2 separate regions of the Homo sapiens genome follow, and region 2 is linked to region 1. The links are chromatin loops, found by intact Hi-C in ENCODE. Cell type or tissue: sigmoid colon. All regions are shown on one strand. Links, peaks and the distances in the headings refer to the core of each region. The heading gives the core; the rest is flanking DNA. Region 1 holds the start of QPRT (quinolinate phosphoribosyltransferase). Region 2 has its middle 18 kb from the start of C16orf54.

Evidence for each region. A loop is a pair of places that touch in the nucleus more often than their neighbours do. Peaks named below come from ENCODE experiments on the same cell type or tissue, not always from the same donor. Only the 100,000 strongest peaks of a DNase experiment are listed, where the experiment ranks them.
Region 2: a loop joins it to region 1, with 2.1 times the contacts of the local background. A loop is called at or near these places in 5 of 110 quality-filtered maps.

The regions. Positions count from the first base shown.
Region 1 is chr16:29,671,857-29,688,714 of GRCh38, forward strand. It overlaps QPRT (quinolinate phosphoribosyltransferase), which reads left to right and starts at 7,324. Exons shown (of 4, transcript NM_014298.6): 1 at 7,324-7,354. The coding sequence starts at 7,342. RefSeq lists a silencer at 2,392-2,686 and enhancers at 4,140-4,409, 4,828-5,329, 5,330-5,829, 7,368-7,869. In sigmoid colon, for the core only: no CTCF peak of the experiment used is centred there; DNase peaks (open chromatin) are centred at 2,535, 7,195 and 7,765; H3K4me3 peaks cover 1,544 bases; H3K27ac peaks cover 1,510 bases.
Region 2 is chr16:29,720,000-29,735,273 of GRCh38, forward strand. It overlaps the pseudogene RN7SKP127. Among named protein-coding and RNA genes, the nearest start is that of C16orf54, 18 kb to the right of the region's middle. RefSeq lists an enhancer at 455-957. In sigmoid colon, for the core only: a CTCF peak has its summit at 9,411 (motif pointing left); no DNase peak of the experiment used is centred there; H3K27ac peaks cover 632 bases; H3K27me3 peaks cover 358 bases.

The sequences.
Region 1 (16,858 bases), core at 2,263-10,262:
AGTGAGCCAAGATCGCGCCGTTGCACTCCAGCCTGGGTGACAGAATGAGACTCCGTCTCAAAAAAAAAAAAAAAAGAAAAAAGAAAAATAGCTGGGCATCGTGGCACACACCTGTAGTTCCAGCTACTCAGGAGGATGAGGTAGGAAGATCACTTGAGCCCAAGAGGTCCAGACTGCAGCGAGTCATGATCACACCACTGCACTCCAGCCTGCGTGGCACCCTGTCTCAAAATATAATAATAATAAAATTTAAAAATAAAATAAAACGCTGCTCTGTCTAGGTGATATTCCTCTATCCCCAAGGCTGTCAGGGTGGAACCCTCCTTCCTTAGCGTGGCATATAAGCCCCTCGGGACCTGGCCCTATCTCTCCTCTGACCACCCCTGCCCGGTCAGCCCTTGTTACAGACAGTCTGTGCTATCCAGCCCCATCAAATTCCTGTTGCTCCCTAAATATGCCACACACTTTATTTGGAGGAGAGGGGTGAAGAAGGGTAGTTTAACATGTTCAAAATATTTATTTTTTCCAGACAGTAAAATAACATTTTTTCCTGTTTTGCAAAAGTTAATTATCAGCACATTGAAGATTTTCCTTTTTTTTCTTTTCTTTTTTTTTTTTTTTTTGAGTCAAAGTCTTGCTCTGTTCCCCAGGCTAGAGTGCAGTAGCGCGATCTCGGCTCCACCTCCCGGGTTCAAGTGATTATCCTGTTTCAGCCTCCCGAGTAGCTGGGACTACAAGCACATGCCACCATGCCCAGCTAATTTTTGTATTTTTGGTAGAGACGGGGTTTCACAATGTTGGCCAGGCTGGTCTTGAACTCCTGACCTCAGGTGATTCACCCGCCTCACCCTCCCAAAGTGTTGGGATTACAGGCATGAGCCACTGCGCCCGGCCAGCAGTCTTAAATAACAGAATTCACACACACACACACACACACACACACACACACACACACGCACTGTATTATATTTCATCTTATACTTTAAAATGTTTCCTTTTTTTTCCTCAAAAGTACACATTAAGATCATGTTTACAAATAAAGCCTTGTCATCCAAAGTGAAAAATCCAGATGGCAAGATTTGGATGGGGAAGGTCTTGAGAAATCTGCGAATGGAGTTCACTTTTGCAGACAGGAAATGGGCCCTAATATATGGTTCTAAGGACATTCCATTTCTGAAAATGTACATTTCCACCCGCTTTTCCTCTCCTTCCTTCCTCCCTCCCTCCCTCCCTCTCTCTCTCTCTCTCTCTCTTTCTTTCTTTCTGACAAGGTCTTCCTCTGTCGCTGACGCTGGAGTGCAATGGTGCGATCTCGGCCCATTGCAACCTCCGCCTCCTGGGCTCAAGTGATCCTCCCCCCTCAGCCTCCCAAGTAGCTGGGACCACAGGCACACGCCACGGCACCCAGCTAATTTTTGTATTTTTTGTACAGATGGGTTCTCACCATGTTGCCTAGGCTGATCTTGAACTGCTGGGCTCAAGTGATCCTCCCGCCTCAGCCTCTCAAAAGTGCTGGGATTACAGGCGTGAGCCACCGCACCTGGCCTGCATCCCCATTTCTGACCCTTGACCATGTTCAAGTGGGAAGGGGAAGCCGGGGAAGGGAGGACGGGCTACCTGAGGGCTGCGGGTAGAGGTGACTCCTGTGAGCTGTGAGCCCTCAGCCCTTGGGCAGAGGGAACAGAACAGAAACAGACCCCATCTCTGAGCCACCAAGCTCAGACTCGTGTGGCAGGAGACAGATCACACAACACTATCAACAAAACAACACAGGTCGCAGTGGCTCACACCTGTAATCCCAGCACTTTGGGAAGCTGAGGTGAGAGGATTGCTTAACCGCAGGAGTTCGAGACCAGTCTGGCCAACATAGCGAGACCCCATCTCTCAAAAAAAGAAAAAAATTAGCTGGGCCTGGTGATGCACACCTGTAGTCCCAGCTACTTGGGAGGCTGAGGTGGGAGGACAGCTTGAACCAGAGAGGTCGAGGCTGCAGTGAGCTATGATTGTGCCACTGCCACTGCACTCTAGTCTGAGCAATAGAGTGAGACCCTGTCTTCCAAAAAAAAAAAAAAAAGAGAGAGAGAGAGAGAAGAATATAATCAAAAGTTTCTAAATTCCCAAAGTAGTAACAAAAGCAGACCCAAACAAAAGTAGAGAGAAAATCTTCGAAACTTAAAAGGCTATTTAGGCTAAGGAGCCCACCCAGTGGTGACCACCTAGTTCTGGGAGGTTTGGGGCAGGGCCATTAGACAATGGAAACTCAGGTTATTTTGGAGACAATCAACTTGCTCCCAAAAATGAGCTGCAAGCAGGTGCCTGTGTGCTCAGCCCAGTCTGGAGCTCAGAGCCTGCCTGCCCCACTGCACCATCACCAGCCCAGCTGAACCAGGGTCCCAGGCAAGCCGTACAGGCTCTGCGTTGGCCTTGGAGAGAACCGCCGACTCCCCCGAGTTGCCTGAGCTCGGCCTGAAGCCAGCCCTCCCCACGCTGGCTCACAATAAATGCCTTGACTTCCCGCCAACTCTTCCTCAACCATTAAGATTCAGCTCAACTGTCACGGGCTCTGTGCAGCTGCCCTCGCTGCCCCACCCCACGCAGACTTTGTGTTCCTTCTCCACTCCTGCAGCACCCCTTGCGACAGCATGAATAACCCGGCTGTAGTGATGTGAGGGTGACACTCATCACCAGTGTGTGAGCCCCTCCAAGGCCACATGTCCTCTTTGTGTTTCCAGAGCCCAGGGCCCAGCATGCGGTAGCTACCTAGTATATGTTTACTGAATGGAGGGATGAATAAATTCATGCACAAAGAATAGTTTTATTTATTTATTTATTTTTGAGACAGAGTCTTGCTTCTGACACCCAGGCTGTAGCGCAGTGGTGCGATCTTGGCTCATTGCAACCTCTGCCTCCCAGGTTCAAGCAATTCTCCTGTCTCAGCCTCCCAAGTAGCTGGGATTACAGGCATGCGCGCCACCACGCCCGGCTAATTTTCTATTTTTAGTAGAGACGAGGTTTCAACATGTTGGCCAGGCTGGTCTCGAACTCGCGACCTCAGGTGATCTGCCTGCCTTGGTCTTCCAAAGTGCTGGGATTACAGGTATGAGCCACCGCGCCTGGCCTTATTTGTTTATTTTCATAAACAAATTTCTGTTGCCCAGGCTGGTCTCAAACTCCTGGCCTCAAGTGATCCTCCTGCCTCAGCCTCCCAAACTGTTGGGATTACAGGCACAAGCCACAGTGCCTGGCCCAGTTCTGTCCTTTGAGTTGACCTGGTCATCCAGGAGGATGTTCTGAGGAAGTGTGAAATGATAATATTATTCTAGCCCACGCTGGATACAGTGGCAGTCTGGAAGGTGAAAGAGGTTGGGTTTGAAATAGATTTATTGGCCAAGTGCAGTGGCTCACACCTGTAATCCCAGCACTTTGGGAGGCCGAGGCAGGAGAATTGCTTCAGCCTTTAAACATGGCGAAACCCTGTCCCTATTAAAAATAAAAAAGTTCGATGGGCGTGGTGGCATTCACCTGTAGTCCCAGCTACTCAGGAGGGTGAGGCAGGAGAATCACTTCAGCCCTATAGGTTGAGGCTGCTTTGTGCTGTGATCATGCCAATGCACGCTAGCCTGGGTGACACAGTGAGACCCTGTTTCAAAAACAAAAACAAAAACAGAATAGAGGCCTGGAGCTTGAGAGGGAACTCAGGATAGAAGATATAGATTTAAGAGTCGGCTGGATGCAGTGGCTCAAGGCTGTAATCCCAGCACTTTGGGAGGCTAGGGTGGGTGTATCACTTGAGGTCAGGAGTTCGAGACCAGCCTGAACAACATGGCGAAACCCCATCTCTACCAAAAATAACAAAAACTAGCTGGGCATGGTGGCATGCGCCTGTAATCCCAGCTACTTGGGAGGCTAAGGCAGGAGAATCACTTGAACCCGGGAGGTGGAGGTTGCAGTTAGCCGAGATTGTACCACTGGATTCCAGCCTGGGTGACAGAGTGAGACTCCCTCTCAAAAAATAAAAATAAAAATAAATAAATAAATAAATAAATAAATAGTGATACAGATAGATAGATACATAAATTATATCATTCACTGGGTAGATTGAGAAGAGAGCTGTAGAGAGAATCTGAGTGTAATAGTCAGGGCAGGCTAACTGCTGTAAGAAACAGTGCCCCCACATCTCAGCGGTATAACTCAAAAGAAGTTTTTTCCTTCTTATGACAGTCAATTCCTGACATCTGGAGCATGACCTTTCACAACATTATTCCGGGACCCAGTCTCCTTCCATCTAGTGGCTCTGTCATCCTCCTAGGGCCTTGGAGTGGTCTGCTTTTGACCAGCTAATGGGAGGGGAGAGGCAGAATAGGATCCTGTGAAGACTTCTAGGGTCAGGTCTGGAAATATCTTTTGCTCACACTCCATTGGCCAGAACAAGACTGCCTCAGTGCAGAGGAAGCTGGGAAATGTAGTTTAGTAGGGTACCCAGAAGGAAAAGGGAAACAGTCTCTGCCACACTGAAGCAACACCAAAATCTGAGGGTTGGATGTAGGAAGAAGCACCTGCAAAAGATAGAAAAGAGCCTTTAAGAGGATCACCTGAAGCCAGGAGTTTGAGACCAGCCTGGGCAGCATAGCAAGATCCTATCTGTACAAAAAATAAAAATAAAAAATTAGCCTAGGGTGGAGGCATGCACATACAGTCCCAGCAACTCAGGAGGCTTGGGGCCAGGAGTTTGAGGCTGCAGTGAGCTTTGATTGGGCCACTGCACTCCACTTAAGCCTGAGTGACAGAGCAAAACCCTGTATCCAAAAAAAAAAAAATTAACCAGGAGAAAAATGACATTTGGAGATCCTGTCTCTAAAGAAAAAAAAAGCTCACTGCATAGCTCACTGCAGCCTCAGAAACAGGCCCAGGACTGAATCAAGGCCAGCAAGGTGCTGGGGTGATAAGCGAGCCCGACTCCAGCCTGGCCAACACGGTGAAACCCCTTCTCTACTAAAAATACACAAATTAGCTGGGCATGGTGGCAGACGCCTGTGGTTCCAGCTACTCAGGAGGCTGAGGTAGGAGGATCACTTGAGCCTGGGGCGTGGAGGTTGTAGTGGGCCAAGATTGTGCCACTGCACTCCAGCCTGGGTGACAGAGCAAGACCCTGTCTCAAAAAAAAAAAAAAAAAAAAAAGTGAGCTGGAGGATGAGGCCTCCCTAAATTTTGTGCCTTGGGTGTCTCGATCCGTCACGCCAGCCCCAGTCCCGGCAGTCAGGTGCGGCAGAGAAAGCAAAGGGAGAAGGCTGGGAAGATGCAAGTGAATTTAGCGACTAGCAGTCCCTGTGAGCAACTGTAGCAAGAAGGGTTTCCAATGAAGAAAGGAAGGCCCTGGGCCAGGCGCGGTGGCTCATGCCTGTAATCCCAGCTCTTTGGGAGGCAGAGGCGGGTGGATCACCTGAGGTCGGGAGCTCAAGACTAGCCTGACCAACATAGAGAAACCCCGTCTCTACTGAAAAAAAATACAAAATTAGCCGGGTGTGGTGGCGCATGCCTGTAATCCCAGCTATTCGGGAGGCTGAGGCAGGAGAATCGCTTGACCCCGGGAAGCGGAGGTTGCAGTGAGTCGAGATCACGCCATTGCGCTCCAGCCTCGGCAACAAGAGCGAAACTCCATCAAAAAAAAAAAAAAAAGGAAGAAAGAAAGGCCCTGGCAGTTCTTGGACAGGAACTTGCCTGAAGTCCCAGTCCCGGTGACTGGTGGTTTCCCCACTTTCTGGTTCAGAAGCTGGGCTCTAAGCTGTCTGTGCCCTTAAAGTTCCTTGGAAAGAGGGAAGGGAAGGGAAGTGGATATTAGGTGAGTTCCTACTCTGTTTCATTTGCAGAGTTTTCTCATTGATTCTCAGTTGGACCCATGAGGTAGATGTTATGCCATTACATTTTTTTTTTCTTTAGAGACAGGGTCTCTCTCTGTCACTCAGGCTGGACTGCAGTGGCACGATCACGGCTCACTGCAGCTTTGAACTCCTGGGCTCAAGTGATCCTCCCATCTCAGCCTACAGGTGTGCACCACTGTACTTAGCTAATTTCTTTTTCTTTTTTCTTTTTTTGGGAGAGATGGGATCTCTGTATGTCTCTATGATGCCCACACTGGTCTCAAACTCCTGGCCTCAAGCGATTCTCCTGCCTTGGCCTCCCAAAGCACAGGGATTACAGGCATGAGTCGCTGTGCCCAGCCTGTTATGCCGGGTTTTTTTGTTTTGTTTTGTTTTTTGAGACAGAGTCTCGCTCTGTCGCCCAGGAGTACAGTGGCATGATCTTGGCTCACTGCAAGCTCCACCTCCCGGGTTCACACCATTCTCCTGCCTCAGCCTCCCGAGTAGCTGGGACTACAGGCGCCCACCACCACACCCGGCTAATTTTTTGGTTTTTTAGTAGAGACGGGGTTTCACCATGTTAGCTGGGATGGTCTCGATCTCCTGACCTCGTGATCTGCCTGCCTCAGCCTCCCAAAGTGCTGGGATTACAGTCGTGAACCACTGCATCCGGCCTGTTATGCCGTTTTTTAAATTAATTAATAAATTTATTTATTTATCTTGAGACAGAGTCTCACTCTGTCACCCAGGCTGGAGTGCAGTGGCATGATCTCGACTCACTGCAACCTCCACCTCCGGGGTTCAAGTGAGTCTCATGCCTCAGCCTCCTGAGCAGCTGGGATTACAGGCGGCCGCCACCATGCCCGGCTAATTTTTGTATTTTTAGTAGAGATGGGGTTTCGCCATGTTGGCCAGGCTGGTCTCAAACTCCTGACCTCAGGTGATCAACCTGCCTCTGCCTCCCAAAGTGCTGGGATTACAGGCGTGAGCTCCTGTGCCCGGCCCTGTTATGCCATTTTAAAGCTAAGGAAACTGAGGCACAGAAAAAGGTAAAAAGGTACTTGAGATCAAAAAGGATGGAGTTAGGATTTGAACCCAGGTCCAGGGCCCATGATTTTCCCAGCACACCATCCAAAATGCCTGCCTGCCCTCACCAGGGAGCACATGCTTACATTCACAGCCTTGGACCCTGGGTTAGGGCCAGGAGGGCTGGGTGTTGGGTGAGAACAGGGCCTCGGGCTCCTTCACTGGCTGGGGCAGGGCTTCTGAGTTCCCCATCAGAGCCCCTCCTCTGACTTTCAGGGCCTGCTGAGGAATCTGCAGGCCTGGCAGAGGACAGGAGGGAGGCTTGGGGAGCCTGGGAAGGGCCGGCTGACAGCTTGATGGGCCCTCCCTCCCTCCACAGTCCCACCCCCAGCCTGGGGCCTCTGGGAGCCTTGGTCCTGAGCAGCCAACACACCAGCCCAGACAGCTGCAAGTCACCATGGACGCTGAAGGTAAAGGGACACTCTCTCTGCCATGTCCCTGCACCCATCCCCCCACTGCCTACCCCTGCCCCCACCCTGGCTTGTCTCAGCCCCTTGTTGCCTCCTCTGGAGTCATCTCTCCTCTGGTCCCGCCATCGACTCCCTTACCTACCCCATGTCCCTGCAGCCTTGCTCAACCCCCAGAGGCCCCTTCTCACTCTTCTTTCTCCTGTGTTGAGTCCCCAAGGAGCTCTGGGGAAGGAAGGGGCTTAAGCCCTAGAAAAGGGCAGGGTGGCCTGGAGGAGGTGGCGTCTCCTGGGGGCAGTGGGGGCCGGAAGTGGGAGGCTGGTTGGGGGAGCAGCATGGACTTCTGCTCTCGCTGGTAGCTCGGGAGAAGCAGAGACAAAGTCCTGTCCCTTCTGCAGCTGGGTGGGGGAGGGGGCTTGAGTCCCGTGATTCCCTGCCTGGAGGGAGCTGTATGCAAACTGTTGGGGTGATCAGTCCCAACCCCCAACCATGAAGTCCGGTGGCAACAAAGGAATGAGAAAAGACAAGTTAAGATTTAAAGCAGCCCCAGGGGGCCAGTTGCTAAAGTGAAGGCTGCAGAGCCCTGGTTGCCTGATAATTTATTGAGTACAATCTTTTGATCTAAGAAGCAGATGGTACGGGGTGAAACGGTGAAGGTGGGGGTGTGCGCGTCATTTGAAAGATGTATAGCCGTGGTGGTTTATGTGAATTTCCTTTAAGCTCAAAGCATATGTCTAACTACTAAGATAATCTTTTTTTTTTTTTTTTTTGAGACGGAGTCTCGCTTTCCCCCAGGCTGGAGTGCAGTGGCGTGATCTCGGCTCACTGCAAGCTCCGCCTCCCGGGTTCATGCCATTCTCCTGCCTCAGCCTCCCGAGTAGCTGGGACTACAGGCGCCCGCCGCCACGCCTGGCTAATTTTTTGTATTTTTAGTAGAGACGGGGTTTCACCATGTTAGCCAGGATGGTCTCATTTCCCAACCTCGTGATCCGCCCGTCTCTGCCTCCCAAAGTGCTGGGATTACAGGTGTTAGCCACCGTGCCCGGCCAACTAAGATAATCTTTAACTTATTGGGCTGCAGCTGGTGGGAGTGGGTTTTACAAGGAGCCAGGATGTCTGGTCACATTCCAACGCTTCAAGGAAGTGTTTCAGCCCAGAGCATTCTGTGTAAAGCCGCAGAGCAGGTCATGTTCACTGGCCTGGGGACACAATGGCAATAAGGAGGTGATTCTCCTCAGAGGCCCCCTATGGTGTTCCATAGGTGTCCTACACAGGGGTGGCTGACTAAACTGGCGCCCCGTAAACCCTTCCACCAGCACAAACCCAGGGGTCCATGCTCTACGCTCAGAAGGCTCCACCAGGGATGGGGCTGTGTGACCATGGGTGGGTCCTGGCTTCTCAGAGTCCCGTTTTCTTCCATCTGTAAAATGACAATAATAGTTCCCTGCTCTGGCCCGCCACGGTGGCTCACGCCTGTAATCCCAGCACTTTGGGAGGCTGAGGTGGGTGGAGCACTTGAGGTCAGGTGTTTGAGACCAGCCTGGCCAACATGGTGAAACCCCGTCTCTACTAAAAGTACAAAAATTAGCCGAGTGTGGTGGTGCGCACCTGTAATCCCAGCTACATGGGAGGCTGAGGCAGGAGAATTGCTTGAACCCCAGTGGCGGAGGTTGCAGTGAGCTGAGACCAGGCCTCAGCACTCCAGCCTGGGCGACAGAGCGAGACTCCATCTCAAAAAAAAAGGAAAATAAATAGTTCCCTGCTCAGAAGGTTGTGGGGAGGACAGAGGATGGGAGGCACAGGTGCTTAGACCCTCCTCCATGTTTGAGGTGCCTGCTGGCCCCATACACCCGGTCCCTCTGGCTCCACTGTGGAACCAGCTCTCAGGGGTCCCATGCAGGATGCCACGCCAAACACCTTTCAATCTCCATTGTGTCTTTCTCTTTTGAAACAACGCCGACCTGGATGTGAATCCTGACTGCCACTCAGCAGCAGTGGAAACCCTGGCAAGTTTTGTAACCTGTAGAAGCCCGTTTCCACATCTGGACAATGGAGTTGGTGGCACTGGTCTCACGGGGTTGTAATGAAGATTAAATACCTTAGCAGATGTCAAGGGGTCTCGACCTGATTCCTTCAGAGCCAGGATTCTTTACTGAGGGATCAGGGATGGGCTCTGGGGGAGTTCATGAACCCCAGAATTTGCAGGTGAAATTGTGTGTCTTTGTGAGAACACGGTTACGCATTTTTCTGGGAAGGAGATCCATAATTTTCATCAGATCCAGATTCTTTTTTTTTTTTTTTTTTTTTGAGACAGAGTCTCGCCCTGTTGTCCAGGCTGGAGTGCAGTGGCATGATCTTGGCTCGCTGCAACCTCTGCCTCCCGGGTTCAAGCGATTCTCCTGCCTCAGCCTCACGAGTAGCTGGGACTACAGGCATAAACCACCATGCCCGGCTAATTTTTGTATTTTTAGTAGAGATGGGGTGTCACCATGTTGGCCAGGCTAGCAGATCCAGATTCTTTTTTTTTTTTTTTCGAGATGGAGTCTGACTCTGTCACCAGGCTGGAGTGCAGTGGCAGGATCTCGGCTCACTGCAACCTTCACCTCCCAGGTTCAAGTGATTATCTTGCCTCAGCCTCACGAGTAGCTGGGACTACACGTGCTTCAGGCACTTGCTGCCATGTCCAGCTAATTTTGTAGTTTTAGTAGAGACAGGGTTTCACCATGTTGGCCAGGATGGTCTCGATCTCTTGACCTTGTGATCTGCCTCCTCGGCCTCCCAAAGTGCTGGGATTACAGGTGTGAGCCACCGCACCCGGCCTCTTTTGTTTTTTAGACGGGGTCTTGTTCTGTCACCCAGGCTGGTTGGTGTGCAGTAACATAATCATAGCTCACTGTTTGTAGCCTCCAACTTCTGGGCTCAAGTGGTCCTCCTGCCTCAGCCTGTGGAGTAGCTGGGACTGCAGGCGTGTGCCACCACACCTGGCTAATTAAAATAAATTTTTTTTTTTTTTAGAGATGGGTTCTTGCTGTGTTGCCCAGGCTGGTCTCAAACTCCCAGCCTCAAGCGATCCTCCAACCTCAGCCTCCCAAAAGTGTTGGGATTACAGGCATGAGCCACCGTGCCTGGCTCAAATCTTTTCATATGTGAACATCTCAGCATGTTTTCTTTCTTTCTTTTTTGAGATGGAGTTTCGCTCTTGTTGCCCAGACTGGAGTATAATGGCGTGATCTTGGCTCACTGCAACCTCTGCCTCCCAGGTTCAAGTGATTCTCCTGCCTCACTCTCCCAAGTAGCTGGGGATACAGGTGCCCACCACCATGCCCAGCTAATTTTTTTGCATTTTTTTTTTTAGTAGAGATGGGTTTTGCCGTGCTGGCCAGGCTGGTCTTGAACTCCTCACCTCAGGTGATCCACCCACCTTGGCCTCCCAAAGTGCTGGGATTACAGGCGCAAGTCACTGCGCCCAGCCTCATCATGTTTTTTTCTTAAAAGATAAAGACTTTTCTTTTTACTACAACCACAATACTATTGTCAAAACTAAACTTTAAAAATTTCCTTGGTGTTATCAAACATTCAATGTCCAGATTCCAGTGGTTTCATAAATAGCCTAATTTGCTTTTAGTTTGTTTGAATTAGGATCTAAGTAAAATCTACACTTTGTGATTGGTTAGTATGTTTTAAGAGTCTTTGAAACTTTATTTTTTTGATTAAAAAATGTTTAATTTAGAGATAGGGGTCTCACTATATTGCACAGGCTGGTCTCAAATGCCCCAAAGTGCTGGGATTACAGGTATGAGCCACCACACCTGACTGATTCTTTTTTTTTTTTTTTGAGATGGAATCTCACTCTGTTGCCCAGGCTGGAGTGCAGTGGCGCAACCTCGGCTCACTGCAACCTCCGCCTCCCAGATTCAAGCGATTCTCTCACCCCAGTCTCCCGAGTAGCTGGGATTACAGGCGTGCACCACCACACATGGATAAATTTTGTATTTTTTTAGTAGAGACAGCGCTTCACCATGTTGTCCAGGCTGGTCTCGAACTCCTGACCTAAGGTGATCTTAGGCCCACCTTGGCCTCCCAAAGTGCTGGGATTACAGGTGTGACCACCACGCCCAGCCAATATGTGGTCTTATGAGAGCATTGGTTCTTTTTTTTTTTTCCCTGAGGCAGGGTCTCACCCTGTTGCCTAGGCCAGAGTGCAGTAGCTCCATCATAGCTCACTGCAGCCTCCAACTCCTGGACTCAAGGGATCCTCCCACTTCAGCCTTCTGAATAGCTAGGACTACAGGCGTGTGTCACCATGCCCAGCTAATTTTTAAAATTGTTTTTGTAGAGATGGGTTCTCACTATGCTGCCCAGGCTGGTCTCAAACTCCTGGCCTCAAGCGATCCTTCTGCCTCGGCCTCCCAAAGTGTTGGGATTACAGGCATGAGCCACCGCCCCTGGCCGAGCATTGATTCTTGATCCTCATGTGCATCTGAGTCACAGAGCAGGGTGGGGGCTGGCTCTTCCCCAACCTGGATCCCTGGAAACTACCCCCAGAGATTCTGGTTCACTGGGTTGGAATGGGCCTGAGCATCTGAAAGTTTGAAAAGCTCCCTGTGATTCTGGTGTGCAGCCCAGGCAGAGGCCCCACTGTGTCCACTTCTCTTGAAAGGAGTGGTTCACACCAACACCCCCACTTCCCTACCTCCCGTGCGCTCCTCGAGCATGACAATGTGGCTTCTGCCCCCGACACATGGCACAAAAACCGCTCTGGCACAGGCCTCACAGTTGCTAAGTGCAGAGCCCCATCCTCAGTCTTCCTTCTATTTACTTCTGCTCACCTCCCAAAACCCTCTTCTCCTTCCCAGGTACCCACTCCTGATGATGCTTCTCTTTTTGTTGGACATGCCCTGTGGGTTCTTTATCTTATTATTTTATTTTAGAGACCGTGGCTTGCTCTGTCACCCAGGCTGGAGTGCAGTGGTGCAATCACAGGTCACTGCAGCCTCCAACTCCTGGACTCAAGCCGCAGCCTCCCGAGTAGCTGGCGAGTAGCTGGGACTACAGGCGTGCACCCCCATGCCCAGCTAACTTTTTCTTTTTTTCTTTTGTTTTTTGAGACGGAGTTTTGCTCTTGTTGCCCAGGCTGGAGAGCAATGGCACTATCTCGGCTTACTGCAACCTCTGCCTCCCAGGTTCAAGCGATTCTCCTGCCTCAGCCTCCTGAGTAGCTGGGATCACAGGCGCCCACCACCACGCCTGGCTAATTTTTGTATTTTTAGTAGAGACGGGGTTTTGCTATGTTGGCCCCGGAGTTCAATTTTTGTATTTTTAGTAGAGACGGGGTTTCACCGTTTTCACCAGGATGGTCTTGATCTCCTGACCTCGTGATCCTCCCGCCTCGGCCTCCCAAAGCGCTGGGATTACAGGCGTGAGCCACCGCGCCTGGCCACGGCAGCATCTCTTCTGAACTCCAGAGCCATTCCCTACCACCCTCTGGGCACCACCATCCACATCTCCTGCTGCCGCCTCAGCCTTAACCTCTGCAAAACCAAATCCGTTCTTTCTCTCGAGCTCTGCAGAAGCTAAGCTGTTTCACCAGGCCACGATTCAGGAAACGCTTTGGGATTCAGCTTCTGTTCTTGTGAAATGGGAAGAATCCCTGTGGTGAGCTCCAGATGAGAGCACAAAGGGGAACAGGGGTGCCCGCGGCTGGCACGCCATGGCTGGCACGCCATGGCACTCAGTGGGGTCACCGCCCCCTCCTGCTGTCCCACCTCCACCCTGCCTGCTCTTCTCCTGGAATGACTCCTTCTGCCAGCTCTCAGCTACCCAGGCCAGAGGCCCAAGGCTCCCACATCTCTTTAGCTACTAATTCTGGTAGATCCCCTTTTGGAAATAGCCCTCAAATCTACCCCAGAGCTACTGTCAAAGTTCAGGGCTCCATCTCTTTTGGTTTTTTTGAAAATATTTTTTCAAATTAATTATTTGTTGGCCGGGCGCAGTGGCTCACACCTGTAATCCCAGCACTTTGGAAGGCCGAGGCAGGTGGATCACCTGAGGTCAAGAGTTCAAGAACCAGCCTGACCAACATGGTGAAACCCCATCTCTACAAAAATACAAAAATTAGCCAGGGATGATGCTGCATGCCTGTAATCCCAGCTACTCGGGAGGCTGAGGCGGGAGAACCACTTGAACCCGGGAGGCAGAGGTTGCAGTGAGTTGAGATCACACCATTGCACTCCAGCCCAGGCGACAGTGAGACTCCGTCTCAAACAAAAAAAAATTATTTGTGGAGGCAGGGTCCCACTATGTTGCCCAGGCCTCAAGTGGCCCTCCTGCCTTGGCCTCCCATAGCACTGGGATTACAGGTGACAGCCACCGCGCCCAGCCTACTTTTTGTCTGGCCAAGACTACCTCAGCCTTCTTTTGCCTCCCAATCTGTCTCCAGTTGGTGGCTGAAGTGACCCTTCTGGAGCAAAACCATAATCATATCACTCCCTCTTTTAAAATTCTGTGATGGGTCAGGCATGGTGGATCACACTTGTAATCCCAGCACTTTGGGAGGCCGAGGTGGGAGGACTGCTTGAGCCCAGGAGTTCAAGACCAGCCTGGGCAACATAGCGAGACCCCCCGTCTCTACTTAAAAATAATAAAATAAAATGAAAAGAAAATTTTTTTTGAGATGGAGTTTCGCTCTTGTTGCCTAGGCTGGAATACAATGGTGGGATCTCAGCTCACGGCAACCTCCACCTCCCGGGTTCAACCGATTCTCCTGCCTCAGCCTCCTGAGTAGTTGGGATTACAGGCATGTGCCACCATGCCCGGCTAATTTTGTATTTTTAGTAGAGACGGGGTTTCACCATGTTGGTCAGGCTGGACTCGAACTCCTGACCTCAGGTGATCGGCCCACCTCGGCCTCCCAAAGTGCTGGAATTACAGGTGTGAGCCACTGTGTCCGGCCAATAAAATGAAATTTTATGATGGCTTCTGCGATCTGGCCAAATTCCTCAGCTAAATAGTTTAGTTCTTTCTCCCTGTGGCCTCTCCTCCCACCATGTCACCTGTGAATCCCACACTGCCCCCACCCCGACACTGTCTGCAGGTGAACAGATCAGTTTTCTCAGCCCCAAATGTCAGCCCCACCCCACACCTCTGCCTGGCAAACATCACTCACCGGTCCTCAGAGACACCTAGTCATTTATTCCATGAGTCCACCACACTTGAGAAACGCTTCTTTTCTTCGCGAGCACGCCTACCCTGTGCTAGACAGTGTTCCTAAGGGCTTTCAAACATAAAGTCTTTTGTTTTTTGTTTTTGAGACGCAGTCTTGCTCTGTCGCCCAGGCTGGAGTGCGGTGGCACAATCTTGGCTCACTGCAACCTCCGCCTCCCAAGTTCAAGCAATTCTCTGCCTCAGCCTCCCGAGTAGCTGGGATTACAGGCGCTCGGCTTTTTATTTTTTTAATTTTTTTTATTTTTTGTATTTTTAGTAGAGACGGGGTTTCACCATCTTGGCCAGGCTGGTCTTGAACTCCTGACTTCAAGTGGTCCACTTGCCTCGGCCTCCCAAAGTTCTGGGATTATAGGCGTGAGCCACTGTGCCCAGCCTCCAACTCCTGGCCTTGTCTTCCTCCCACCCTGGCTTCCCAGAGTGCTGGGATTAACAGACATGAGCCTCCACACCTGGCAACTTCTTTCCATTTTTCACTGATTCTCTGACACATCCTCATTGAGCACCTGCACTGTGTGGGGTGTTAATAATTGCTAGGCATGGAGGCAACAGCGTGGGCAGCTCTTTCTCTTACTTGTCAGGCTTTAGCCTATGCTGTTGCAGGACTGTGCCTTGGCCTGGAAGCCCCTTCCCTTATCCTCATCCCCAATCTCCCCCTTCAGCTCTTGTTCCTCTTGCAGGTCTTCCCTTAAACATCACTTCCTCAGCAGGGGCCTCACAGACACGCCCGGAGGTTAGATCCTGGTCCCTCTGTGCTTCCTGTTCTTCCCCCATCATCACAGTCTACGGCTGTTTCCTCTCGATGGGCAAAGACTGTGTCTGGCCATTGAGTTTTCTGCTATATCCAAGTGCTTCGTATACTGAACCATATAAATGTGCTGCTTTTATTGGTCAAAACGGCCAAATATTGGCAATTTTATATTGGTTAGCTTCATAGTATGTGAGCTAGGATACTTATCCCATCAGAGAGGTTGCGTAGCACAGTGAATCAGAGCCCAGGCTCTGGGGCCGCACACCTGAGGTCCAGCCCTGGCTCTGCCACTTGTCACTAAGTGATTGTGGACTGGAGACAACCCTCAGGGGCCTTGGGTTCCTAATCTGTGACAGGGATGACAATAATGACCTCCTCGTGCTGTTATAAAATACAGAAATGTACTAAAATACAAAAATTGGCCAGGCATGGTGGCACATGCCTGTAATCCCAGCTACTCAGGAGGCTGAGGCAGGAGAACTCAGGAGGCAGAGGCTGCAGTGAGTCTACTTTTATTGCCAAAGCTCGGGGGTCCATCCCTTTTCCATTGCATGCCACTGCACTCCAGCCTGGGCAACAAAGTGAGACTGTCTCAGAAAAAAGAAAAAGAAAAAAATGTTTAAAAGCCAGGAGTTTGAGACCCTGTCTCTATTAAAAAAAAAAAAAATTACCTTGGCATGGTGGAGCAGCTACTCAGGAGGCTGAGGTGAGAGGACCACATGAGCCCGGGAGTTCAAGGCTGCAGTGAGCCATGATTGCACCACTGCATTCCACTCTGTCTCAAAAAGAAAGAAAGAAAAAAGTCAAGAGAACTGGAGCTGAAACCATGAAAGGTCAGTTTTCAGCAGGAGAGTGATCAAAGAAAACCAGAACTAGACAGTCGTTAAAATAGCAAAAACATATTGCATTCCAGACTATTGCTGTAGGGGAAGAGTGACCTTAGATCAGAACTGGGCTGAACTCTACACCATGGGGGTTATAGCCAACGAGCAGAGTTGGGGGCAGTGGATGGGACATTACCATGAGAAAGCACTGGGGGTTGGGGGTATTCTGACAAGACCAACCTAAAGGGATTCTTGCTGAGGGCAGGCCAAGGTGGTCAGACAGCGCCTGGGGGAGAGTGGAGAATGAGGACCCCCATCAGGGATCGGGGGCAATCAGATGTGGAGGATGAGGGACTGGCTAAGCTGACTTAGCAGTATTCTTGCTAAAATTGGACGATGCAGAGGTGAACACGGAAGTCCAAGGCCTAACTGGAAAAGAGCTGAGGGAACCTGAGTGAGGTTTGGCTATAGACAGAACCTCTGAGTGAGCCCATCAAAGTTACTTTATTTATTTGTTTGTTTATTAATTTATTTAAGACAGAGTCTCACTCTGTCGCCCAGGCTGGAGTACAGTGGTGCTATCTCGGCTCACTGCAAACTCTGCCTCCTAGGTTCAAGCAATTCTCGTGCCTCAGCCTCCCGAGGAGCTGGGATTACAGGCACATGCCACCACACCCAGCTAAGTTTTGTGTTTTTAGTAGGGACAGGGTT
Region 2 (15,274 bases), core at 4,525-12,524, 50 kb after region 1:
AGTCTTGCTCTATCGCCCAGGCTGGAGTGCAGTGGCATGATCTCGGCTCACTCAACCTCTTCCTCCCAGGTGCAAGCGATTCTCCTGCCTCAGCCACCTGAGTAGACGGGATTACAGGCGTGTGCCACCACACTCGTTTTTGTTTGTTTGTTTGTTTGTTTGTTTGTTTTTTGAGACAGAGTCTCGCTCTGTCTCCCCAGCTGGAGTGCAGTGGCACAATCTAGGCTCACTGCCAGCTCCACCTCCCGGGTTCAAATCATTCTCATGCCTCAGCCTCCCCAGTAGCTGGGACTACAGGTGCCCACCACCATGCCCGGCTAATGTTTTGTATTTTTAGTAGAGACAGGATTTCACTGTGTTAGCTAGGATGGTCTCGATCTCCTGACCTCGTGATCCACCCGCCTCGGCCTCCCAAAGTGTTGGAATTACAGGCGTGAGTCACTGCGCCCAGCCTACACACACTTTTTTTTTTTTTTTAATTAGCTGGGCCTGGCTGAGCACGGTGGCTCATGCCTGTAATCCCAGCACTTTGGGAGGCCAAGGCGGGCGGATCAACTGAGGTTGGGAGTTCAAGACCAGACTGACTAACATGGAGAAACCCCGTCTCTGAAAATACAAAATTAGCCGGGCATGGTGGCGCATGCCTGTAATCCCAGCTACTCCAGAGGCTGAGGCAGGAGAATGGCTTGAACCTGGGAGGCGGAGGTTGCTGTGAGCTGAGATGGCGCCATTGCACTCCAGCCTGGGCAACAAAAGTGAAACTCTGTCTCAAAAAAAAAAAAAAAAAAATTAGCTGTGCCTGTAGTCCTAGCTACTGTGGAGGCTGAAGCAGGAGGACTGGTTGAGCCCAGTTCAAGGACGCAGTGAGCTATGATTGCACCACTGTACTCCAGTCTGGGCAACAGAGTGAGATGTTATCTAAAAAAACAGAGTACAATTCAGTGGTTTTTAGTATATTCACAAAGTTGTGCAATCTATGCCACTATCCAGACATTTTAATCAACCCAAAACGAAACTCTATGCCGAATAGTCACTGCCCATTCCCCTCTCTTCCCTAGCCCTGCCAACCACTAATCTGTAGGGACCAGCCCCACAGGGTCGGTGGGTCTCTCCCTGTGTGCGGCGACGAGAGAGTGTAGAAATAAAGACACAGACAAAGAGATAAGAGAAAAGGCAGCTGGGCCCGGGGGGACCACTACCACCAATGCCCGGAGACCGGTAGTGGCCCCGAATGTCTGGCTGCGCTGTTATTTATTGGATACAAGGCAGAAGGGGCAGGGTAAAGAATGTGAGTCACCTCCAATGATAGGTAAGGTCACGTGGGTCATGTGTCCACCGGACAGGGGGCCCTTCCCTGCCTGGCAGCCGAGGCAGAGAAGGAGAGGAGACAGAGAGAAAGAGAGCTTATGCCATTATTTCTGCATATCAGGGACTATTTGTATTTTCACTAATTTACTACTGCTATCTAGAAGGCAGAGCCAGGTGTACAGGATGGAACATGAAGGCGGACTAGGAGTGTGACCACTGAAGCACAGCATCACAGGGAGACGGTTAGGCCTCTGGATAACTGCGGGCGAGCCTGACTAATGTCAGGCCCTCCACAAGAGGTGGAGGAGCAGAGTCTTTTCTAAACTCCCCCGGGGAAAGGGAGACCCCTCCCCCCACTTTCCCGGTCTGCTAAGTAGTGGGTGTTTTCCCTTGACACTTACGCTACCGATGGACCACAGTCCGCCTGGCAACGGGCGTCTGTCTTCCCAGACGCTGTCGTCACCACTAGACCAAGGAGACCTCTGGTGGCTCTGTCCGGGCATAACAGAAGGCTCGCACTCTTGTCTTCTGGTCACACTTCGCTATGTCCCCTCAGCTCCTATCTCTGTATGGCCTGGTTTTTCCTAGGCTATGATTATAGAGCGAAGATTATTATAATATTGGAATAAAAAGTAATTGCTACAAACTAATGATTAATGATATTCATATATAATCATATCTAAGATCTATATCTGGTATAACTATTCTTGTTTTATATTTTATTATACTGGAACAGCTCGTGTCCTCTGTCTCTTGCCTCGGCGCCTGGGTGGCTTGTCGCCCACACTAATCCACTCTCTTAACCCCCCTCCCTTTTTTTTTTTTTTTTTAAGAGATAGGGGTCTCATTATAATGTTGCCTAGGCTGGCTTCAAACTCCTGGGCTCAAGTGATCCTCTTGCCTCAACCTCCCAACTAGCTGACACACGCCACCACATCAGGCTTTTTCTTTTTTTTTTTTTTTGGGACAGAATCTCATTCTGTTCACCCAGGCTGGAGTGCAGTGATGGTGTGATCTCGGCTGCAACCTCCACCTCCCAGGTTCAAGCGATTCTCGTGCTTCAGCCTCCCAAGTAGCTGGGATCACAGGCATGTGCGCCACCATGCCCGGCTAATTTTCTGTTTTTAGTAGAGACGGGGTTTCTCCATGTTGGTCAGGCTGGTCTCGAACTCCTGACCTCAGGTGATCCGCCTACCTTGGCCTCCCAAAGTGCTGGGATTACAGGTGTGAGTCACTGTGCCTGGCCTAATTCTTGTATTTTTAGTAGAGACAAGGTTTCTCCATGTTGCCCAGACTGGTCTCAAACTCCTGGCCTCAAGTGATCAGTCCACCTTGGCCTTGCAAAGTGCAGGGGTTACAGGCATGAGCCACTGCACTCGGTCTATTTTTTTTTTTTTTTTTTTTTTTGTAGAGACAAGGGTCTTGCTGCCAGGCGCGGTGGCTCACACCTGTAATCCCAGCACTTTGGGAGGCCGAGGTGGGTGGATCACGAGGTCAGGAGATCGAGACCATCCTGGCTAACACAGTGAAACCCCGTCTCTACTAAAAAATACAAAAAATTAGCCAGGCGTGGTGGCAGGCACCTGTAGTCCCCGCTACTGGGGAGGCTGAGGCAGGAGAATGGCGTGAACCTGGGAGGCCGAGCCAGCAGTGAGCCGAGATTGCACCACTGTACTCCAGCCTGGGCGACAAAGTGAGACTCCGTCTCCAAAAAAAAAAAAAAAAAGAAAAGAAGAGACAAGGGTCTTGCTATGTGGCCCAGGCTGGTCTTGAACTCCTCTTATCTTGGCCTCCCAGAGCGCTGGGATTACAAGGATGAGCCACCGCACCTAGATGCTGGCTACTTTAAGATTTTCACTTTATCAGTGGCTTTGAGCAATTTGATTATGATGTGCTTTGGTGTAGTTTCTTGTGTTAGAGAATTGTTGAGCTTCTTGGATGTGTAGATTTATGATTTTCATCAAATTTGGAAACTGTTAAGCTATTAGTCCTTAAGGTATTTTTTCTGTGCCCCTCTATCTCTCCTTTCCTTCAACTCCAATTACTCACATATTAGCCTGCATAAAGTTATTCCACAGCTCACTGATGTGGTTTTCTTTTTACTTTCCAGACAGGGTCTCACTCTCACCCAGGCTGCAGTGCCGTGGCACAATCATAACTCACTGCAACCTTCACCTCCTAGGCTCAAGAAATCCTCCCATCTCAGCCTCCTAAGTAGCTGGGACTACGGGTGCACACCATCACACCTGGCTAATTTTTTCTTTTTTGTAGATATGGAGTCTAGCTATGTTGCCCAGGTTGGTCTCAAACTCCTGGCCTCAAGTGATCTTCATGCCTTGACCTCCCAAAATGTTGGGATTACAGGTGTGAGCTACTGTGCCCAGCCATGTTTTTCATTCTTAAAATTGTTTTTTCTGCCTGGCCCTGTGGCTCACGCCTATAATCCCAGCACTTCGGGGGGCTGAGGTGGGTGGATCATTTGAGGTCAGGTGTTCAAGACCAGCCTGGCCAACATGGTGAAACCCTGTCTCTACTAAAAATACAAAAATTAGCCGAGTGTGGTGGCACATGCCTATAATCCCAGCTACTTGAGAGGCTGGGCCAGGAGAATCGCTTGAACCCAGGAGTCAGAGATTGCAGTGAGCCGAGACCTTGCGCCAGTGCACTCCAGCCTGGGAGACAAGAGTGACACTCCGTCTTAAAAAAAAATTGTTTTTTTTTCTGTGAGGATCACTTGAGCCCAGGAGGTCAAGGCTGCAGTGAGCCGAGATGGTGCCACTGCACCCCAGCCAGAGTGAGACCCTGTCTCAAAAAAAAAAATTGTTTTTTCTCTGCGTTTCATTTTGGATTTCTTTTGCTATGATTTCAACTTCACTAAGGCTTCCTTCTGCAATATCTAATCTACTATCAACCCTATTTATTGTACTTTTCATCTCTGACATTGTAATCTTTTAGATGCTTGACTTGGGCCTTTGTTTTGTATCTCCTTATCGCTACTTAATTTTTTAACATATGGCATTCAGTTATAGTAACTATTTTAATGTTTTCTGCTCATTGTAACATTTGTGTCAGTTCTAGGTTGGTTTCCATTAACTGATTATTCTTCTTAATATGGTCATGTTTTCTGCCTCTTTGCCTGCCTGGTAATCTTTTCTTAAAAGTGGGGAGCTTTTAAACCAATCTCATCTTCTGGGTTAAAAAGAATTTTTTTGCCATTGAAGTTCATCTTCATATTCCAATTTTTAAAAAGCATTCTATAAATTTTAATCATGTACAATTATGGGGTACACCATGCTGTTATGATATATAGATACAGCATAGAGTAATTGAATCAAGCTAATTAACACGTTTATCATCTTAAATACTCATCATTTTTTCCTGTCTAGCTGCAACTTTGTACTCTTTGACCAAAGTCACTCCGTTTCCTCCCCACCTCCAGTTTCTGCTAACTACCATTCTACTCTCTGCTTCTATTAGTTCAATTATTTCAGATTACACATTTAAGTGAGAACATGCCAGAATGCGGTATTTGTCTTTCTGGGCCTAGTTCATTTCACTCAGCATAATGTCCTCCAGCTTCATCCATGTAGTTGCAAATCACAGGATTTGCTTCTTGCTTCTTTTTAAAGTTGAATGGTATTCTATTCAAATGTGTATATATACACATTTTCTTTATCTTTTCTGTCTTTTCATCTCTTTTTTTTTTTTTTTTTTTTTTTTTTGAGACAGAGTCTTGCTCTGTCACCCAGGCTGGAGTGCAGTGACTTGGTCTTGGCTCACTGCAACCTCCGCCCCTCTGGGTTCAACCAATTCTCGTGCCTCAGCCTCCCAAGTAGCTGGAATTACAGGAGTGCACCGTACCATGCCCGGCTAATTTTTGTATTTTTATTAGAGACAGAGTTTCACCCTGTTGGCCAGACTGGTCTCAAACTCCTGGCCTCAGGTGATCTGCCCGCCTCAGCCTCCCAAAGTGCTGGGATTATACACGTGAGCCACCACGTCCAGCCTGTTTTTTGTTTGTTTGTTTTTTGTTTTTGAGATGGAGTCTCACTCTGTCAGCCAGGCTGGAATGCTGTGGTGCAATCTCGGCTCACTGCAGCCTCTGCCTCTCAGCTTCAAGCGATTCTCTTGCCTCAGCCTCCCAAGTAACTGGGATTACAGACGCCTGCCACCATGCCCAGCTAATTTTTGTATTTTTAGTAGAGATGGGGGTTTCACCATGTTGGTCAGGCTGCTCTCAAACTCCTTACCTCAAGTAATCTGCCTGCTTTGGTCTCCCAAAGTGTTGGGATTACAGGCGTGAGCCACAGCGCCTGGCCACATTTTCTTTATCCTTTCATCTGCTGATGGATGCTTAGGTTGATGTCATGATTTGCCTGTTGTAAATAACACTGCAGTGAACCTGGAAATGCAGATATCTCTGACACACTGATTTTTCAGTTCCTTTGGATATACACCCAGAAGTGGGATTGCTGGATCATTTGGTAAGTCTACTTTTAGTTTTTTCGTTTTGTTGTTGTTGTTGTTGTTGTTTTAAATGAGTCTGGCTCTATCACCCAGGCTGGAGTGCAGTGGCACTATCTTGGCTCACTGCAAACCTCCACCTCTTCCCTGCTCATGCAATCCTTCCACCTCAGCCTCCCTAGTAGCTGGAACTATGGTGCATGCCACCATGCCTGGCTAATTTTTGTATTTTTTGCAGAGACGGGGGTTTTACCATGATGTCCAGGCTGGTCTCAAACTCCTGGGCTCAAGTGATCTGTCCACTTCAGCCTCCCAAAAGTGCTGGGATTACAGATGCAAGCCACCACGCCCAGCCTATATTTTGAGGAACTTCCATATAATTTTCCAGAATGACTGTAATAATTTACATTCCCACGAACGGTGGGTAAGGGTTCCCTTTTCTCCATATCTTCACCAACACCAGCACCAACAGGTGATATCTCATCGTGCTTTTAATTTGCGTTTTCCTGGTGGTTAGTGCTGTTGAACATTTTTTCATATATTTGTTGGTCATTTCTGTGTCTTTTTTTTTTTTAATATCTGTTCAGGTCCTTTGCCCATTTTAAATCAGCTTATTTGTTTTTTTCACTCTGAGTTTTTTGAGTTTCTTATATATTTTGGGTATTAACACCTTATTGGATGTATTGCTTACAAATGTTTTCTCCCAATCTGTAAGTTATTACTTCATTCTGTTAATTTTTTCCTTATGCTTGGTAATCCTTGATTGCTTATCAGACATTGTAAATTTTACCTTGTAGAACACCAAATATTTGTGTAATCTTTATGATTTGTTAGACAGGTCCAGATTAATGCTCAGTGTAGGCTTAATTTTTTTTTTTTTTTTTTTTTTTTTAGATAGAGTCTCACCGTTGCCCAGGCTGGAGGGCAGTTGTGCCATTTTGGTGCACTGCAGCCTCTGCCTCTGGAGTTCAACTGATTCTCCTGCCTCAGCCTCCTGAGTAGCTGGGACTAGAGGCACACGCCACCATGCCTGGCTAATTTTTGTATTTTTAGTAGAGAGTGGGTTACACCCTGTTGGCCAGGCTGCTCTTGAACTCCTGGCCTCAAGTGATCTGCCCACCTTGGCCTCCCACAGTGCGATTACAGGTGTGAGCCACCGTGCCTGCCCGGCCTTTTTAAGAGATGTGGTCTTGCTGTGTTGCCTGGGCTGGTCTCAAAGTCCTGACCTCAAGTGATCCACCCATCTCAGCCTCCCACAGTGCTGGGATTACAGGCATGAGCCACTGCACCGGAAGTCTAGGTTTAATTATTCCCCATTACTGAGACAAGATCTTCCTGAGCACTCTACCCCATGCCTAGCGAATGATCAGTTTTTCCAGCTGGCCAGTGGGAAGAGGTCCTGGCCCTACCTCGTGTGAATCTTGGGCGTTGTTTCCTCGAATCCTTTCAGCTGGTTCTTTCCCTGGCCTTGGAGAGTTTCTTCACACACATGTGCTGATTAGTTCTTTGCTGAATCCTCTGAAGTCCTCTGGGGTACTCTCTCTGTGCACCTCTGTCTTGTAGGTGTTCCATTATCTAAGCTCTAGCTGCTGTGGTCTCCTCGGACTCAGCCACTCCATTTCCTCAACTCTGCGAATCCTCTGGGCTGCAACAACCCACATCCCCCTTGCCCTGCCCCACACTTTGGAAACGCTCTCGAAGCAGTAAACTGCACAGTCCTAAAAGGACTGTTGATGTCCTTTCTCTCTGGGATTTCATTGCTTTTGTTACTTTCTCTCATTGCTTGATGTTCAGCGTTTTGAACACTGTTGTTCCATGTATTGGGTCTGTTTTTGTCACTGTGGTGGTGGTGATTGTTTCAGACAGGAGGGCGGACCCAGCCCACGTGACTCCATCTTGGCTGGAAGCAGGAATCTCGGGATCAGTGGTTTCAAAGCTCCTCAGGTGATTCCAGGGGACGCTGAGGTGAGGACCACTTGCAGAGACTCCTCTGCTTGAAATATCTCTCAATCAAATGGAATCTTCTTTTGTTGTTCCCACCCCTTCATTTTCTCTGTTCTCTCTTTCTGAGTTTTTTCTTTGTTTTTGTTTTTTGAGACAAGGTCATGCTGTGTTGCCCAGGATGGAGTGCAGTGGTGCCATCACGGCTCACTGTAGCCTCAACCTCCCGGGCTCAAACAATCCTCCTGCCCCAGCCTCACGAGCAGCTGGGACCACAGGCCCATACCATCACGTCCAGCTATGTTCTCTCTTTCTGGAACTTCTGTTAAACAAATATGGATTGAATTGATTCTCCATCTCTTTTCTTTCATATTTTCCTTTCTTTTCTTTCTTTTTTGTTGGCATTTTGCTCTACATCCTGAGAGGTGTTTCAAAACTTTTCCACCCGTACCTTCCTTTGATTAATTTTTTATTTAACTTAATTAATTAATTAATTTTTGAGACATGGTCTCACTCTGTCACCCAGGCTGGAGTGCAGTGGTGCAATCTCAGCTCACTGCAGACTCAACCTCCTGGGCTCAAGTGATCCTCCTACCTCAGCCTCCTGAGTAGCTGGGAGTACAGATGCACTCCACCATGCCCGGCTAATTATTTTATTTTTTGTAGAGATGGGGTTTTGCCATGTTTCCCAGGCTGTGATGGATTTTTAAATTTGGTCCGTCGTATTTGTGACTTCCAGAACTTTGTCTTGTTCTCCAATTGCAGCATCTTCCTGGAAGCCTCTTCTTGGTTCGTGGTGCATTATCTTATTCATTCCTTTCCTCCAGGGCTAGTGTTCTGCTATTCTTCCTTTCTTTTTTTTTTTTGAGACAGAGTCTTGCTCTGTTGCCCAGGCTGGAGCACAGTGGCGTGATCTCAGCTCACTGCAAGCTCCAGCTCCTGGGTTCACGCCATTCTTCTGCCTCAGCCTCCCGAGTAGCTGGGACTACAGGTGCCTGCCACTACGCCCGGCTAATTTTTTTGTATTTTCAGTAGACATGGAGTTTCACCATGTTAGCCAGGATGGTCTTGATCTCCTGACCTCATGATCCACCCGCCTTAGCCTTCCAAAGTGCTGGGATTACAGGCATGAGCCATTGCGCCCAGGCTTTTTTTTTTTTTTTTTTTTTTTTTTTGAGATGGAGTTTTGCTCTTGTTGCCCAGGCTGGAGTGCCACCTGCAGCCCAGTGATCTTGGCTCACTGCAACCTCTGCCTCCTAGGTTCACGCAATTTTCGTGCCTCAGCCTCCCGAGTAGCTGGGATTACAGTCATGTGCCACCATGCCCGGCTAATTTTATATTTTTACTAGAGATGGGGTTTCACCATGTTGGCCAGGCTGGTCTCGAATTCCAGACCTCAGGTGATCCACCCTCCTCAGCCTCCCAGTAAGCCACTGCACCCAACCATCTGCTATTCATCTTAATCCTCTCTGGTGGCACCGAAATGAAGAGGAGACCCATGTGGATCTCCCTGCAGCCGGGTGAGTCTGGTTCCACAGGAGGCCTTTTCCTGAACTGGCTGCAGGCTCCGCGGGCAGGTCTGTTAATTGGTTAAAATGCTTCATTCAGTTAGGTGGGTTTTGTTCCCTTCTCCCCACCCAGAGGACATTTGGGAATGTCGGGAGATATTTTTGGTTATGGCAGCTAGGGGGATCCTTCTGACACCTAGTGGATAGAGGCCAGAAATGCCACTAAGTATCCTAGGACATGCAGGAGAGCCTCTCAACGATTAAGAATCAGCTGTCCCAACATGTTAATAGCACATAGGTCGGAGAGACACCCTGATTTAAGGCCATCTGAGTACAGGCTCCCCAGCTCTCACCACCAAAGGCCAAGATAAGGAGGGTCCCTCTACAGCCACTTCAGGGAACTTCCAAGGGAGCTTGTTCAATTATGTTTATTTATTTTATTTATTTATTTTTTTTGAGACGGAGTCTTGCTCTGTTGCCCAGGCTGGAGTGCAACCTCCACCTCCCAGGTTCAAACGATTCTCCTGCCTCAGCCTCCCAAGTAGCTGGGATTACAGGCACCTGCCACCACACCCAGATAATTTTTGTATTTTTTGTAGAGAAGGGGTTTCATCACGTTGCCCAGGCTGGTCTTGAATGCCATGACCGCCCCCAGTTGTGCTTAGAAGATACCGCCAACAGGCCGGGTGCGGTGGCTCATGCCTTAATCCCAGTACTTTGGGAGGCCGAGGCAGCTGGATCACGAGGTCAGGAGTTCGAGCCTGGCCAAGATGGTGAAACCCCGTCTCTACTAAAAATACCAAAATTGGCCAGGCATGGTAGCTCACGCCTGTAATCCCAGCACTTTGGGAGGCCAAGGTGGGTGGATCATGAGGTCAGGAGATCAAGACCATCCTAGCTAACACGGTGAAACCCCGTCTCAAAAATACAAAAAGTTAGCCAAGCGTGGTGGCACACACCTGTAGTCCCAGCTACTCAGAAGGCTGAGGCAGGAGAATCGCTTGAACCCAGGAGGTGGAGGTTGCAGTGAGACAAGGTCGTACCACTGCACTCCAGCCTGGGCGGCAGTGTGAGACTCCATCTCAAAATAAATAAATAAATAAATAAAATATTAAAACATAAAAATACAAAAATTAGCCAGGCAAGGTGGCGAGTACCTGTAATCCCAGCTACTCAGGAAGCTGAGGCAGGGGAATCACTTGAACCTGGGAGGTGGAGGTTGCAGTGAGCCGAGATCACGCCACTGCACTCTAGCCTGGGTGACAGAGCAAGACTCTGTCTCCAAAAAAAAAAAAAAAAGAAGACACCTCCAGCTGACAGATCATGAGCCACATGTGGCCCAGGCTTGTCTTGTTTGGCTTTTATAGGGAGATAGATTTATATATATATACATATATATATATGTTGTTCTGTAGTGTTGCGTCATGAGATATTGAAAAACACACATAACTTTTTTTAAAATTTGTTCTGGGCCAGGCGTGTAATCCCAGTAATTTGTGCAGCTGAGATGGGAGGATCGCTTGATCTCAGGAGTTCAAGACCAACCTGTGTGACACAGTGAGACACTCATCTCTACAAAAAATTAAAAATTACTGGGGCATGGTTTCGTGCACCTGTGGTCCCAGCTGAGATGGGAGAATTGCTTGAGCACACGAGGTCAAGGCTGCAGTGAGCCAAGATCGCACCGCTGCACTCCAGCCTGGGCGACAGAGCAAGATCCTGTCTCAAAACAAACAAAAACAAAAGTAAAACTACAATGTGAATGCAAGTTTTCTCAGAATATACATCCTTTAATATTTTGATCTTTGAATTTTCAATCACTATCTACCACAGAATGTTCCCTTTCCAAATTACAACTAATTTATAACTCAGTAAGGAACACTCTGGGACAAGTTCTTTTTTTTCTTTCTTTTTTCCAACTCTGGATACAGATTGGCAGACAGCAGTCTTGAGAGCTTGTTGGGAGGGTCTAGCAGGGGAGCACAGCTACTTGTATGCCCTTGACCGAAGACTGGTCCTTGTCTATCGGGGATGGTTGTCCTCTTTAACGGAGTGCACAGCTTCAGGAGGTTGCACATGGAGTAGTGAGGGAGGAAGGGGACACCCACCTAGCCAGCCAGGTCAGCTGAATCAACCCTGGCGATCAGTGGGGTAACATGTTGCAGCCAGATCGCCCTCACATCCAGGCAGCAGTCTTTAGTGAAGTGCTAACATTGTTCAACAGAGAAATCCAATAGCTAGGTTGGAGGTGGGCAGAGAAAGGGAAGTTATAAAACTCACCAGGCTGGGCGCAGTGGCTCATGCCTGTAATCCCAGCACTTTGGGAGGCCGAGGCGGGCAGATCATGAGGTCAGGAGATCGAGACCATCCTGGCTAACACGGTGAAACCCCATCTCTACTAAAAATACAAAAAATTAGCCAGGCGTAGTGGCCGGCACCTGTAGTCCCAGCTACTTGGGAGGCTGAGGCAGGAGAATGGCGTGAACCCGGGAGGCAGAGCTTGCAGTGAGCTGAGATCGCACCACTGCACTCCAGCCTGGGCGACAGAGCGAGACTCCATCTCAAAAGAAAAAAAACAACAACAAAAAAACTCACCAAAGATTTGGCTAACATCACATCAAAAGGAGTATTCTCATTTTACTTAAAATGCCCACATTTGTGTTTGTTTTGTTTTGTTTTGAGACAGAGTTTCACTCTTGTTGCCCAGGCTGGAGTACAATGGTGCGATCTTGGTTCACTACAACCTCCGCCTGCCCGGTTGAAGTGATTCTCCTGCCTCAGCCTGCTGAGTAGCTGGGATTACAGATGTGCCCCACCATGCCCGGCTAATTTTTTGTGTTTTTAGTAGAGATGGGGTTTCACCATGTTGGCCAGGTTGGTCTTGAACTCCTCACCTCAGGTGATCTGCTTGCCTCAGCCTCCCAAAGTGCTGGGAATCCAGGCGTGAGCCACCACACCCGACCCCACATTTGTTTTTATGATAGAATGTTTTCATAATTTATTATATTACTAAGTTGTGTTTTAGATTTTTCAGTTTCAAGTTTGGTTTCTAAAATAAATGAGTACAAACCACAAGCTCAGTTTCTCCTGAAACTCTCACAGCCTGCTTCTGACGTCAGATGTGTGTGGGTTGCACACTGCGTTAATCCATTCTCACACTGCTATAAAGAAATACCTGAGACTGGGTAATTTATAAAGAAAAGAGGTTTCATTGGCTCACGGTTCTGCAGGTTGTAAAGAAAGCATCTGCTCAGCTTCCGGGGAGGCCTCAGGAAACTTACAGTTATGACAGAAGGTAAAGGGGAAGCAGGCACGTCTTACGTGGCCAGAGCAGGAACAAGAGAGAGAGTGAAGGGGTAGGTGTCACACACACATTTTTTTTTTTTTTTTGAGATGGAATTTTGCTCTTGTCACCCAGGCTGGTGTGCAATGGCACAATCTCGGCTCACTGCAACCTCCGCCTCCCAGATTCAAGCAATTCTCCTATCTCGGCCTCCCAGGTAGCTGGGTTTACAGGCTTGTGCCACCATGCCTGGCTAATTTTTTTTTTTTTTTTTAGATGGAGTCTCACTCCGTCTCCCAGGCTGGAGTACAGTGGCTCGATCTCGGCTCACTGCAACCTCTGCCTCCCAGATTCAAGTGATTCTCCTGCCTCAGCCTCCTGAGTAGCTGGGTTTACAGGGGCGCACCACCACACCCGGCTAATTTTTTTATTTTCAGTAGAGACGGGGCTTCACCATGTTGGTCAGGCTGGTCTTGAATTCCTGACCTCGTGATCCACCCGCCTCGGCCTCCCAAAGTACTGGGATAACAGGCGTGAGCCACTGCGCTCAGCCAATTTTTTGTATTTTTAGTAGAGCTGGGGTTTCACCATGTTGGTCAGCTGGTCTCAAACTCCAGACCTCAGGTGATTCACCTGTCTCGGCCTCCCAAAGTGCTGGGATTACAGGCATGAGCCACCGCACCCGGCCAGTTTCACACACTTTTAAACCACCAGATCTCACAAGAACTCCCTCTCACGACGACAGAACCAAGGGGGATGGTGTTAAACCATGTTAAATCATGAGAAACCACCCTGACAATTTAATCACCCCCCACCAGGCATCAGCTCCAACACTAGGGTTTACAATTTGACATGAGATTTGGGCAGGGACACAGATCCAAACCATATCACACACCAAACAAGCAATCAGTTCTACTGCAGACACCAGCTGGGTGTCCTCTGATTTTTTTTTTTTTTTTTGAGACGGAGTCTCACTGTCGTCCAGTGAGATTGCAGTGGTGCAATCTTGGCTCACTGCAACCCCTGCCTCCCGGGTTCAAGTGATTCCTCTGCCTCAGCCTCCGGAGTACCTGGGGTTACAGGTGCCTGCCACCACGCCCAGCTAATTTTTTGTGTTTTTGGTACAGACGGAGTTTCACCGTATTAGCCAGGATGGTCTCGATCTCCTGACCTTGTGATCTGCCCTCCTCGGCCACCCAAAGTGCTGGGATTACAGTCTTGAGCCACCGCGCCCGGCCATGTCCACTGATTTAATCCAATTATAACATCATCTACCTGGAGATAGCGTCACATCTCACGGGGTGAGGGCTGCATCCCACAAGACTGCCCCTGACTTCCGATGCCAATTGCAAGCCCCAGGTTTTTTTACCTGCACTTCTAACCAACTGGCTAATAAATCAGGGTTCTCCCGGCCCTGCCCTTGGGTGACATTAACTTGCTAGAGTGGCTCACAGAACTCAGAGAAACATGTTTACCAGTTTGGTTATTATAAAGGATATTTCAAAGGCCAGGCACGGTGGCTTATGCCTGTAAACCCAGCACTTTGGGAGGTCGAGACGGGCAGATCACTTGAGGTCAGGAGTTTGAGACCAGCCTGGGCAACATGGTAAAACCCCCATCTCTACAAAAAATACAAAAATTAGCCAGGCATGGTGGCATGCACTGTAATTCCAGCTACTCGGGAGGCTCAGGAGTTTGAGACCAGCCTGACTAACATGGTGAAACCCCGTCCCTACTAAAAAATACAGAAATTAGCCGGGCGTGGTGGCATGCGCCTGTAATCCCAGATACTTGGGAGGCCAAGGCATGAGAATCGCTTGAACCCAGGAGGCAGAGTTTGCAGTGAGCTAAGATCACACCACTGCACTCCAGCCTGGGTGACAGAGCAAGACTCTGTCTCAAAACAACAACAACAAAGAAAACCAAAGTGATCCACCCACCTTGGACTCCCAAAGTGCTGGGATTATAGACATGAGCCACCATGCCCTGCCTTTTTTTTTTTTTTTCAGACAGGATCTCTCGCTCTGTTACCCAGGCTGTAGTGAAATAGTGTGATAATGTGATCACAGCTTCCTGCATCCTTGACCGCCCCCAGCCTCAAGTGTTCCTTCCACCTCAGCCTCCTGAGTGGCTGGGACTACAGGTGACCGCCATCATGCCTGGCTAATTTTTGTTTTTTCTTTTTTTAGAGATGGGGTTTTGCCATGTTGTCCAGGTTGGTCTTGAACTCCTGGGCTCAAGTGATCCTCCTCCCTTGGCCTCTCAAAGTGCTGAGATTACAGGCTATGAGCCTCTGTGCCTGGCCCCTAAACTTTTTCCAACCCACCATTCCACCATGCTCCGTGTATCAGCTCTCCATACTTTATGACTTCATTGCTTTAGTCACTGTTCTGCTACTTGCAGCCTAGGGCATTCCTAATGACACATGGTCCACATTAGACTTTACAGATAGCCTCATTTTCTACTAGTTTTGCCTATGAGGAAGACAGCCCTAGAAAGTGACAGCTAGATTGAGACCTAAAGAGTAAGAATTAGCCAAGATGAAGTAGTGGGAGGGAGGAAGATGGATGTTGCAAAAGGAAGGGAGTGTTTGTTGAAATGATCAGAAGTTGGAAAAATCTTTTAAGCATTTTTCTTTTCTTTAGAGATGGGTTCTCTGTCACCCACATTGGAGTGTAGTGGTATGGTCATAGCTCAGTGTAGCCTTGAACTCCTGACCTCAAGGGATCCTCCTCTTCAGCCTCCTGGAATTACAGGCATGAGCCATCAT